Regions from separate parts of the Homo sapiens genome. Here regions 2 and 3 are each linked to region 1. A link is a contact called in ENCODE Hi-C or POLR2A ChIA-PET data. All regions are on one chromosome and are shown on one strand. The core of a region is the stretch at or near the end of the contact, and the rest is flanking DNA. Distances in the headings are between cores, read along the strand shown. Region 1 holds the start of RIPOR1 (RHO family interacting cell polarization regulator 1). Region 2 holds the start of MATCAP1 (microtubule associated tyrosine carboxypeptidase 1). Region 3 holds the start of DDX28 (DEAD-box helicase 28).

Region 1 (3,696 bases), core at 727-3,226:
GGATGGGAAATAACCCAGATCCAAGGTTCCAAAGGTTATGGGGCTTGCAGCACAGCCAGGTCAGGATGGCCGTGAGTGGAGGAGCCCTGACCTGTCCGCATGGCCCCAGATCTTGCAGCCCCGCTATACTTCCTACACACCAAGACTGGCACACCCGGGTGCGGCGGAATATCCCACCACCTGGGCTGCCCATCTCAGCACTGTGCCAGGCCAGCTGCCTCTCTGGGAGTCCCCGGGTCTAGCCCCGCCCCACCCCGGGGCCGCCCCGACCGAGGTAAACAGAGGCTAAAAATAACCTGGGCAAGGGGCGGCTGCAAGGGAGAAGGGGGTCCCTTCTGAGCCTGTCCTTGTCTCCATGGCAACTGCCCCCAAACCCGGCGGCTGACGTCATCTCGCAGCTGCCCAAGCGTATAGGAGGGAGGGGGAGCGGCACAGCCCCGGACCCCCCACCCCGGAACCGGGCGGAGGCTGTCGGGTGGCCTCACTTCCTGCCGGCCCCCTCCCTGGTCAGCTGGTTACATTCCCTGGCCGCGCGCTGGGAGCCAGGCGGCCTCCCCCGGGCCGGGCCTGGCCAGGGCTGAGTCCGAGCGGCGACGCAGAGGGGCCGCCGTGACTCACCCGCGCCCTCCCCGCCCGCTTCTCTCAAGCGGGACCCAGCCCAGAGTCCTGAGTCCTCCCCTCACCCGCACCCAAACCCAGACCCCTGGGGCGGCTCACCTTGCTCCTCTCTCCCGCCGCAGTCACAGGACCCAAGCCGGAGAGGGCGGTGGAAGAAGGAGCTATGCCAGTCCTCCTTGTCCCGCTGGAGTATTTTGTACCTCAGCCCCCAATTATCATTCCTCTCCTCCCTCCAATACCACGGAGGTGGGTGTCGCAGGGGCAAGGACTCAGATCTAATCCTCGCTTCTCCCAAACCAGCTGTGTGACCTTGAGAATACTACTAACCTCTCTGGGCCTGTTTCTGCATCTGCCAGATGGTCATAACCCTCCTCAGATGCTGTGCGTTGGCCGAATGCGGCAGGCCCAGGGCGCGGCCCCGCAGACTGCAGCCAGGGCACAAGTATTGTTACACGAGGCTGCGCACAGTAGGTGCTGGGGCGGCCAGCCTGGACACACGTTAGAACTGGCTGGGGAGGGTCTGTAGGGGAGGCCGGACTCAGGGCTCACCCTGGAGAGGAGGACAAAGGGTGCTGAATCTGGACTGAATCCGACCTCTAGCCCTGGTGAGCAGCCCCTTGCCCAAACCAGTTCTGCAGAGAGCCCAGGCCCGGCTGTTGCAGGAACCTTGCGCCAACCTCCATTTCCAGGGAAAAGCTCCGTTCCCCGACAAGGACGATCCTCTCCGGCTTCGGCTACGCCAGGTTTGGGCGGAGAGCCCGGCTCCAGCCCAGGCTCGGTCACCTCGGGGCCGGCCACAAAGCCGCTTAGGCCGGCCCCTAGAGCTAGGAGGATTAGCTCAGCTCCTAGGCCGGCCCGCACCCTTCGTCGCCCCCTCCCCATTTCCAGCCCAGCCTCCCCTGCGGCGAAGGCAGCAAGGGCTCCCAGGGAGCGCGCGTGCCAGGGCCCAGGCTGGCGCCTTGAGCCCGCTCTCTGGCCTGGCCCATCCCAGCGCCCCGGGGCACCGGCCGCCAGGGCCTTGCCGTGGGAGGAAGGCAGCAGCGCCAGGCTCTGCAGGCCCGGAGGCGGCGGCTTTTGTGGGAGAAGCTGCGTTCTCCACGCCCGGGGGGAGGGGAGGAAAGACAAGGCGCGGCCGGGGTCCGGGAGATGGGGTGAGGCGGGACAGAGCCGCAGATCCCGGACCCACCGGGCGGCGCCGGCGGGGGGGCACCAGAACCTCCGCGCCTGCTCCCCGCCCGGCCTGCAGCCCCGGAAACGGCGCGGGACACTCACATGGCTGCGCTGGGCTGCGCGGACCTCGCGCTGTCCTTGCGCTCGGAGGTGCCCGGCCTGGTCGCGCCGCAGCTGCCGCTGTCGCCGCCGCAGGCGCCGGCCCCTCCCTCCGCCCGCCGCCCCGCCGCCCCTCCCCTGGCCCGCCGGGCCCCACCCCCTGCGCTCCCGCGGCTCCCGCACCCCTAGAGGCGCCCACGGCTCGCTCCGCCCTCTCGGATAACGGGGCAGGCCGGTGGCCCACGCAGCCCACCAGCTTGCAGGGAGGGCAGACCCTGGGGGATGTGAGGGAGGCTTTCTCACGCAGACCCTAAAACGGTGAGCGCCAGGGAGCCCCGCCTGCTTGTCCCCTCCCCAGATCCCTCGGGCTCTGGAGACCTTGCGGGCCCCCTGTCCGTGACCACCTGAAACAGGTCCTGGAGCTGCTACTGCTGGCTTAGGCTGGTTGGTGGAAAGGATCCAGGGCTGTTGTGAAGGCCTTGGGGAGTCCAGAAGCCGCCTGGCACCTTCTGGGTCCAGACGCTGCCCTTCAGCCCTGCCATTTCAGCCAGCCTCAGCGTCGCTGTAGAGGCAGGCCGCCCTTTCTGCCACTGTCTGGCTGGTAAGTCCAGGCTCATAGCCGGGTCATGCATTCCCCACTCATTGGGTACTGGTTTTCGGGCAGTCTTGGGGTGGGGACGCTGGCAGGGTCCGGGTACAGGGCCATGTGTTGGGCAACCCAGTCCTTTCCAAAGCCGGGGCTAGAATGCTGGCCCTCCACACAGTCGGTAAAGGTGGGGCTGAGAGTCGACCCCATGTTGGGGTCAAAGGGCCAGTTCCACTCCCCCGCTCCTCCCATCAATCAGACACCCCTGGCCCTTCCAACCTGGACACCCCTGAGGCTTCTCCAGGCCTTGCACTCCCGCAGCCCTCATGTATGTCAGACCTACCCAGGAATGGTTTCAGGGACAGTAAGAGGTCCCTGAATATCTGTACCCCGCCCCCACCAGTCCTGAGGGCTGTTTTTTTGTGTGTTTTGCTTGTTTGCTTGGTTTTGTTTGGTCGGGTTTTTTTTTTTTTTTTTTGAGACAGAGTGTCACTGTCGCCCAGGCTGGAATGCAGTGCAAGCTCCACCTCCCAGGTTCATGCCATTCTCCTGCCTCAGCCTCCCGAGTAGCTGGGACTACAGGCGCCCACACCACGCCCGGCTAATTTTTTGTATTTTTGGTAGAGATGGGGTTTCACCATGTTAGCCAGGATGGTCTCGATCTCCTGACCTCGTGATCTGCCCGCCTTGGCCTCCCAAAGTGCTGGGATTACAGGCATGAGCCACCGCGCCCAGCCTGTTTGGTCGGTTTTTTAGAGATGGGCTTTCTTCATGTTGCTCAGACTGGTCTCTAACTGGGCTCAAGCGATCCTCCCACCTTGGCCTCCCAAAGTACTGGGATTACAGGCTTGAGCCACCTCTGCCTCACAGTTCTCCACTCTCCAGCCCCTCCTCTTGGGCTTCCTTTGTAGTGCCCTTTTCTTTCTTTCTTTTTTGTTTTTTTTTGGGGGACGGAGTCTCCCTCTGTTGCCCAGGCTGGAGTATAGTGGCGTGATCTCGGCTCACTGCAACCTCCGCCTTCTAATTTCTATATTTTTGGTAGAGATGTCCCGGCTAATTTTTATATTTTTGGTAGAGATGGGGTTTCACCATGTTGGCCAGGCTGGCCTCCACCTCCTGGCCTCAAGCGATCCACCCACCTTGGCCTCTCAAAGTGCTGGGATTACAGGCATGAGCCACTGGGCCGGTCAGTGCCCTTTTCTCTGAAGTCCTTAAACCTGGGC
Region 2 (3,623 bases), core at 950-3,449, 340 kb after region 1:
CACTAGGACACTAGGGACTTTGGACTCACATCGCCCTGGGGTTCCAATTCTAGTTCTGCTAATTACTAGTTGTGTGACCTTGGATGAGTTACCTAATCTCTGTGAATCTCACTTTTCTCATTAGTATTATGGGGGTACTAATGGAATGTTCTGAGAATCACATGAGATAACATGTAAAGTGGCCACCATAGTGCCTGGCACATGGTGTCAATTGTTCATTCGTCCAGCAAATATTTCAAGGCCCTACTCTGTGCCAGTAATGTCTGGGGTTACAGCTGTGTGTATACACGCACACACACACACACTCCCTTCCTCTTGGGTGGTATGTTCTTTTTGGTGGGGGCAAGGAAAACAAGTGATGATTTTTTACTCCCTCCTCACTGGGATACTTCCCTTCCTTTACGAATGAGGAAACAGAAACCGAAAGAATGTTTTCCTCAAGGACGCACCGCGAATTTGAGGCAGGTCTCGCTGGGCTGTGTCCTTTGCAGCTCGCCAAGCGCCCGTCTCCCAGCCCTGGTCCATGCCTGGGACCAGAAGTGCAGAGAGCCGCTGTTCTCGCTCCCTCCCGTCAAACACTTGCCCCACAAGGTGGCGCCGGAGGGTCTGGACCACCGAGGGCCATGCGGGCCTTGGCCTTGGTCCTGAAGCCGTAGTTTTGCTTGGTCCAGCTCCTCAGTGTCTGTCCTGCAGCTGGACGGGGCGCCTTCAGGGGCCTTGGCTCCAGTGGAAGCTGCGCTGGACGAGTTGCAGAGGAGGATCTACCGCTTGGTGTTGGAGGCGCTGCAGGCGGAGCTCCAGGTGAGGCCTCCTTCAGGTCAGGATGGGAGCAGGTGGAGAGGTGGCGGTACAGCTACGTATGGGGGTCTCCGCGGCAATGCCAGATCTGGATCATTTCCCCAGCCCCTGTTCGCGGATCTGCCCTCGCGCCAATGGCTGTCGAGCCCTGAGCTCCTGCAAAGTGTGTGTGAACGGACGGGGCGCTTCTGCCGGGACTTCTGGCGCGTGCGGAACCCCACGGTTCAGGTGGGTTGGGGGAAAAGATTGGGGAAGGGGCGGCGCGGGTGAGAGGCGACCTGCACCCGCCTGATTGCCTCCCCGCAGCTGCTGCTGGCTGAGGCCGAGCGTGCCGTGGTGCTCCAGTACCTGAGCGCGCTGATGCAAGGCCGCCTGGTGTGCCGCGGAGCCGACGAGAGGACCCAGGCGGCCGAGCGCCTGCGGCACGATGCTGCCCAGCTTCAGCAGCTTTTCCTCAGTTTGGTGAGAGCTTCTTGGGCGGGCAGACGGGCGAGAGTCTCAGTGGCTGGGTGGGAGAGAGGGCTGGCGCGAGACCCTACCCCGACGTGCTCAGGGCCTGGAGGAGAACGCGCACTGCGCGCCGGTGCTGCTCGCCCTGAGGGAGCTGCTAAACCTCCGCGACCCCGCGCTGCTGGGCCTGGAGGTGGCTGGCCTGCGGCAACAATTTCCCGACGTGAGGTGCGGACTGGGGGCCAGAAGGGAAGAGAAGCCGGAGGGCGGGGAGGACGGGGCTGACGCGCCTCCTTGGTGCCCCTGCAGCGAGGACCACGTCTCCGCCCTCTTGGGCCTGCGCGGGGACTTGTCCCGGGAGCAGCACCTGGCCGCGCTCAGCTCCCTGCAGGCTGCGCTGCCGCCGTCGCCCCGCGCGAGCCGCCGCGTCCTCTTCAGCCTAGTGCCCGCGCCCGCGCTCGCGCCGGCCTCCTGCCTGCCCTCGGGGTCCTGCGCCCGAGCCCTGCTGCTCGCAGAATAAACCACGGCTGCCGGACGCCTGAGTCTGTGTGTGTTGGGGAAGGTGGGATGGAATAAAAGTGCCCACGAGGGTTGAGGGAATTCTTGCAGAGTGACACGCTTAAAGTATCCTGGCTCCCGTCCTGGTACACGGGCTGCGCCCCGCCTATGCAGGCATCTGCCCTCTGTGCAGACTGCGTTCCCGAGGCCGCGGGCTACGCCCCCACGTCTCCGCGCCCAGGCCGTGAGCAAGAGTCTCCGCCGCCCTGGCCGCCTGGAGCCCCTGAAGCCCAGCAACTCGCTGTGGCCTTGGGAAGGGGGCGGGCCCAGGACCACGAACACCGCCCCCTCAACCCTGCCTGGCTTCGCTCCCAGTGGCCTCGGGGGCGCGCCGCCGCGGAGACTGACGCGAAGCCCCACGCTTTCGTAAGAGCGTGCGCGCGCCCGAGGACGTACGTCATCGGCGACGGCTCCCGCCGGCTGGGCGTCCGGTGGCCGGTGTAGCAGAGCGGGAGCGGCGGGCGGCGAGCAGAGGAGCTAACAGGTGGGGGCACGGCACGCGGACGGACCCCCCCAAAGGCCGGGAGGAGGCGCGCGACGCGACCTTTCCTGATCTCCCGGAGAAGCCTCCACTCCATTGTCTCCTGGCCCCACCCTCCATTGGGCACGCCCTTCACCTTATCCCCCACCACTTATTGGCTGCAGGTCACGCCCCTCCTCTATTTCTGGTTCCCCATTGGCTCTTCACCTTGTCCTCTCCGGGGCTTCTCTCCGCACAGGCCACACCCTCTCATTTGTCACTAGACCCCGCCTTAATAGTGGGGGGCTCCTCCCCCATCCATCCTTCATTCATTATGCACCCAGTGCTGGGTGCTTGGTACACGGGGGTGAATCAGACCCCATTCCTGCCTTCGGGGAGTTCAGGGGATTGTGGGAGGACACGGACCTAGACTCCAACAGTGACAGCTCTGAGTAAAGAAGTCGCCGAAGCAGTGGGACACTAGACGCGGGGAAGGCTTCCTGGAGGAAGTGAGGCCTAAACTGAGCCTTGAAGAATGGTTAAGAGTTTGCTCCAGGAATATATTGCAAAGGCATTCTTGGCGGAAGGACCCGAGACGTGAAAAAAACAGGCGTATTCTGGTAATTTCGAGGAGGTATGTCGAATGAAAGAAGGGGAGATGGAGGGGACTGGGCCAAGCAGAAACCTGTAAAGGGGTGAGGAGTCCAAAAAACTGTACAGTTAGTTAAAGGGAGTGAAGCCTGGGACCTGAAGTCTTTTCAAGCAGCTGGTCATTAGGCAGGGTAGAGAGGAGTGGAGAGGGGGAAGATGAAGTCTAGATAGGGAAGCAAAGTGCAGGGAAGGAATAATTCTAGTTCTGAAAGAAGAGCTCTTGGATTCATTTATTTATTGAGCAATTGCTGCGGGCCAGGCACTGTTCTGGGTTCTGGGGACACAGCTGTGAATGTTGGAAAAGATAAAACAGATAACTATCAAATATACCTATCATACAAATATAAACTGTACTGAAGTACACTCCAGATGGTGATGACTGCTACAAAGAACAATAATTTGGGGAAGGGGAGATAGTGGAGAGGGGAGAGGAGGTTTACTATTTTATTGAGGGTGTGTTAGGCTTTTCTAATAACATGGTATTGATGCAGAGATTTGAGGAAAGTGAGAGAGTGACCCATGCCATTATACAGGGGGAGGAACATCCCAGACAGAGGACATATTCTGTTTGATATGCCTATTAAACATTCAAGTGATGACACTGCAGTGAAGATGGACATGATGGCATGTGCCTGTGGTTCCAGCTAGTTGGAAGGCTGAGGTGGGAAGATTGCTTGAGGCCAGGAATTCAAGACCAGCCTGGGCA
Region 3 (3,735 bases), core at 663-3,162, 490 kb before region 1:
GTAGCATAGAATTGGGCCGGGCACAGCGGCTCACACCTGTAATCTCAGCACTTTGGGAGACCAAGGTGGGCAAATCATGAGGTCAGGAGTTTGAGACCAGCCTGCCCAACGTAGTGAAACCCTGTCTCTATTAAAAATACAAAAATTAGCTGGGAGTGGTAGCGCACACCTCTAATCCCAGCTACTCAGATGGCTGATGCAGGAGAATCCCTTGAACCCAGAAGGCAGAGACTGCAGTGAGCTGACATCGCACCACTGTACTCCAGCCTGGGCAACACAGTGAGACTGTCTATAAAAAAAAAAAAAAAAAAAGTATCCAGCCATTGTCAAATATGGTGGGAGGGAAAGGGCAAAATCACCCTTGTTTTAGAACCACTACCCTATCCAATGACTGTTCATTCACCCATCACTACTCAAAACTTTCTCTTCCTACTTCCAGATATTTTCTTGTGGAGAAAAAAAGCCTCTCTTCCTCTGATTTATCTGGTAACTCTCCAGAAAGTCTAATTGTGTAGCACAAGGGTAGAGTGTACTTAAAATTGTGAAAGTTTTTCCTCATACTATTCCAAAAAAAGCAAAGTTTTTATCTTTTCATTGGTATTTGATGAAACTAAAACGTTTTCTCCAGATGTTACGAACCTCCCAGAGAGTTAATCCATAAATATTTACCTTATCTCCCACCCCAGGCACTGCAAATTACAGAAAAGATCTGACACCCATTTTCCAGATCTGTTCAAGAAGTATCTGTTGGGCATGGTGGCTCACGCTTATAATCCCATCACTTTGGGAGGCCGAGGTGGGAAGATCGCTTGAGGCCAGGAGTTCGAGACCAGCCAGGCCTACATAGTGAAACCCTGTCTCTACTAAAAACAGAAAAAATTAGCCGGGCGTGGGTGGTGTACGGCTGTAGTCTCAGCTACTTGGGAGGCAGAGGCAGGAGAATCACCTGAACCCAGGAGGTGGAGGTTGCAGTGAGCCGAGATTGCGCCACTGCACTCCAGCCTGGGTGACAGAACGAGACTGTGTCTCAGAAAAAAAAAAAAAAAAAGTGACTCGTATAGTTCTTGTTTTTACAACCCGAATATCTGAATTCAGGTAAAATATTCTGCCTGACCAGGGCTACATGATAAGCCACGTACTTGATCACTTTGTAGGGTCGCAGCACCCTTCTTACTACTATTTTAGGTAATTCAGGTTTCTGACGGGGAAGCCAGTGGAGCTGAGCGGGCTGCAAGAGGGGTGGGTTCTGGATGAGAAGTTGGGACGCGTGACGAGGGAGTAGAGAGTGAACCTTGGCTTAAAAGGAAGGAAAATAACTGTGAAGAAAAGATGACCCAACTTGAAATAAAACCTGAAGACCTTATCTCCCACTTGAGAGAGAGAAGAAGCTGAAAGCCATCAGCTTGCACTCTGGGCTCACAGACAGAGAGGGTGAGGGGTTGAGCCCAGATCTATGACTTCAGACCCCTGTCTCGGCCCCTAGGCCTGATCATTCATTCAAACTCTCAATAAACACGGATTACCAGACCCTGCGCAGGGAACACATCTGGGAAAACAGCTGCAACCTCGGATACCAGCACGGGACAAGCTATCTCAGGGCAATGAGGAACAACTAAAGAGAATCCCAGGAACCAGGTAACCAATCGCCAGAAGCCCTCCGCCCTCATGGTCCATTGGGTCAAGGCCCCACTGCCGCCTCGTATCGCCAGCCTCCAGTCCTGCCTCCACGACGCGCCCTTCCCCAAGGCTGGCCGGGTCTGGATGTCGCCATCCCCTATTCGGAGCTACAGACCTCGCAGCTGAACTCTTAAAAAGAACCTCGCTTCTTCCTCACGGTGCTCCAGCTCCACACACCGTACTGAGCCTCGCCAGCCACCGTACGCGAGGTCGCGGCGCGTCCGTGACGTCACTGATGTGCGCTTCTCCCGCACTAAGGGAAACATGGCTCTAACGCGGCCGGTGCGGCTCTTTTCCCTCGTGACTCGGTTGCTCCTGGCGCCGCGACGGGGCCTCACGGTCCGCAGTCCCGACGAACCCCTGCCGGTGGTGCGCATCCCAGTGGCTCTACAGCGGCAGTTGGAACAGCGGCAGAGCAGGCGGCGGAACCTCCCGAGGCCGGTGCTGGTTCGACCCGGACCGCTGCTGGTTTCGGCGCGGCGGCCGGAGTTGAACCAGCCGGCGCGCCTCACACTGGGCCGTTGGGAGCGCGCGCCGCTAGCCTCTCAAGGCTGGAAGAGTCGACGCGCGCGTCGGGACCACTTCTCCATCGAGCGCGCGCAACAGGAGGCGCCAGCGGTGCGAAAGCTCTCGTCTAAGGGCAGCTTTGCTGACCTGGGCCTGGAGCCCCGTGTGCTGCACGCACTACAGGAGGCTGCGCCTGAAGTCGTTCAGCCCACAACCGTGCAGTCTAGCACCATCCCCTCACTACTTCGCGGCCGCCATGTCGTTTGCGCCGCAGAAACCGGCAGTGGCAAGACTCTCAGCTACCTCCTGCCGCTGCTTCAACGGCTCTTGGGCCAGCCAAGCCTGGACTCCCTTCCTATCCCCGCGCCCCGAGGCCTGGTCCTTGTTCCTTCCCGAGAATTGGCCCAACAGGTGCGGGCTGTGGCCCAACCCTTGGGCCGCTCCTTGGGCCTGCTGGTGCGGGACCTGGAGGGAGGCCACGGCATGCGTAGGATCAGGCTGCAGCTGTCCAGACAGCCTTCAGCAGATGTGCTTGTGGCCACTCCAGGGGCTCTGTGGAAGGCCCTGAAAAGTCGACTGATCAGTCTGGAGCAACTCTCCTTCTTGGTGTTGGATGAGGCAGACACACTGCTGGATGAAAGCTTCCTGGAACTGGTGGACTACATCTTAGAGAAGAGCCACATAGCAGAAGGCCCAGCTGACTTGGAAGACCCCTTCAATCCCAAAGCTCAGTTAGTGCTGGTAGGAGCCACATTTCCCGAAGGTGTAGGCCAGTTGCTGAATAAAGTCGCCAGCCCAGATGCTGTCACCACCATCACCAGCTCCAAGCTCCACTGTATCATGCCTCATGTGAAACAGACATTTCTGAGACTGAAGGGAGCAGATAAGGTGGCCGAGCTGGTGCACATCCTCAAGCATCGTGACAGAGCAGAAAGGACTGGTCCCTCAGGAACTGTTCTGGTGTTCTGTAATAGCTCCAGCACTGTGAACTGGCTGGGATATATTCTGGATGACCACAAAATCCAACACCTAAGGTTGCAGGGGCAAATGCCAGCCTTGATGAGGGTAGGAATCTTCCAGTCCTTCCAGAAGAGCTCCCGAGACATACTTCTCTGCACAGACATAGCCTCTCGGGGCCTGGACAGCACTGGTGTGGAGCTGGTTGTCAATTATGATTTCCCCCCAACGCTGCAAGATTACATCCACAGAGCAGGGAGAGTGGGCCGTGTGGGGAGCGAGGTGCCAGGCACCGTCATCAGTTTTGTGACCCATCCCTGGGATGTGAGCCTGGTTCAGAAGATTGAGCTGGCGGCTCGCCGAAGGAGAAGTCTTCCAGGACTAGCATCCTCGGTGAAAGAGCCTTTGCCCCAAGCAACCTGATTTTGACAAATCTGATTAAAATGTGATGCTAGAACAGGGATCTTTCCCAGTATCTTGAGTGGGTGACCACACTTGTCAGTGGGAGGCTCTGGGCTGCCCTGTCGGCTCCTTGAGGGCGGGATGAACTGCTTTGTGACTTGGAAAGGTACGCTGCTGGCCAGCATTGGAGAA

Evidence for each region. Hi-C counts contacts between places; a loop is a spot of excess contacts on that map. ChIA-PET counts read pairs that join two places held with the same protein, here RNA polymerase II (POLR2A). Pooled maps may share reads with other maps.
Region 2: a loop to region 1 is called in a pooled map, with 2.6 times the contacts of the local background. The contact joins the promoter of MATCAP1 here to the promoter of RIPOR1 in region 1. A Hi-C loop is called at or near these places in 4 of 50 pooled maps. POLR2A ChIA-PET finds 5 or more read pairs at or near these places in 2 of 52 experiments (A673 and PC-9).
Region 3: a loop to region 1 is called in a pooled map, with 2.1 times the contacts of the local background. The contact joins the promoter of DDX28 here to the promoter of RIPOR1 in region 1. A Hi-C loop is called at or near these places in 1 of 168 maps with a recorded cell type or tissue (dorsolateral prefrontal cortex), 1 of 37 single-sample maps with no recorded cell type and 8 of 50 pooled maps. POLR2A ChIA-PET finds 5 or more read pairs at or near these places in 1 of 52 experiments (HEK293T).

What each region holds. Positions count from the first base shown.
Region 1 is chr16:67,527,109-67,530,804 of GRCh38, reverse strand. RIPOR1 (RHO family interacting cell polarization regulator 1) reads right to left here and starts at 1,976. Exons shown (of 22, transcript NM_024519.4): 1 at 1,891-1,976. LOC100505942 (a long non-coding RNA gene) reads left to right here and starts at 2,060. Exons shown (of 2, transcript NR_104656.1): 1 at 2,060-2,488. RefSeq lists silencers at 370-649, 1,650-1,879, 1,910-2,019.
Region 2 is chr16:67,182,539-67,186,161 of GRCh38, reverse strand. MATCAP1 (microtubule associated tyrosine carboxypeptidase 1) reads left to right here and starts at 2,199. Exons shown (of 7, transcript NM_001040715.2): 1 at 2,199-2,900. EXOC3L1 (exocyst complex component 3 like 1) reads left to right here. Exons shown (of 14, transcript NM_178516.4): 10 at 672-801; 11 at 904-1,026; 12 at 1,105-1,260; 13 at 1,352-1,476; 14 at 1,558-1,783. The coding sequence ends at 1,768. RefSeq lists an enhancer at 681-780.
Region 3 is chr16:68,021,409-68,025,143 of GRCh38, reverse strand. DDX28 (DEAD-box helicase 28) reads left to right here and starts at 1,912. Exons shown (of 1, transcript NM_018380.4): 1 at 1,912-3,735. The coding sequence starts at 1,942. The coding sequence ends at 3,564. It overlaps DUS2 (dihydrouridine synthase 2), which reads right to left and starts at 1,860. Exons shown (of 17, transcript NM_017803.5): 1 at 1,793-1,860. RefSeq lists enhancers at 1,760-1,999, 1,710-2,460, 2,461-3,211.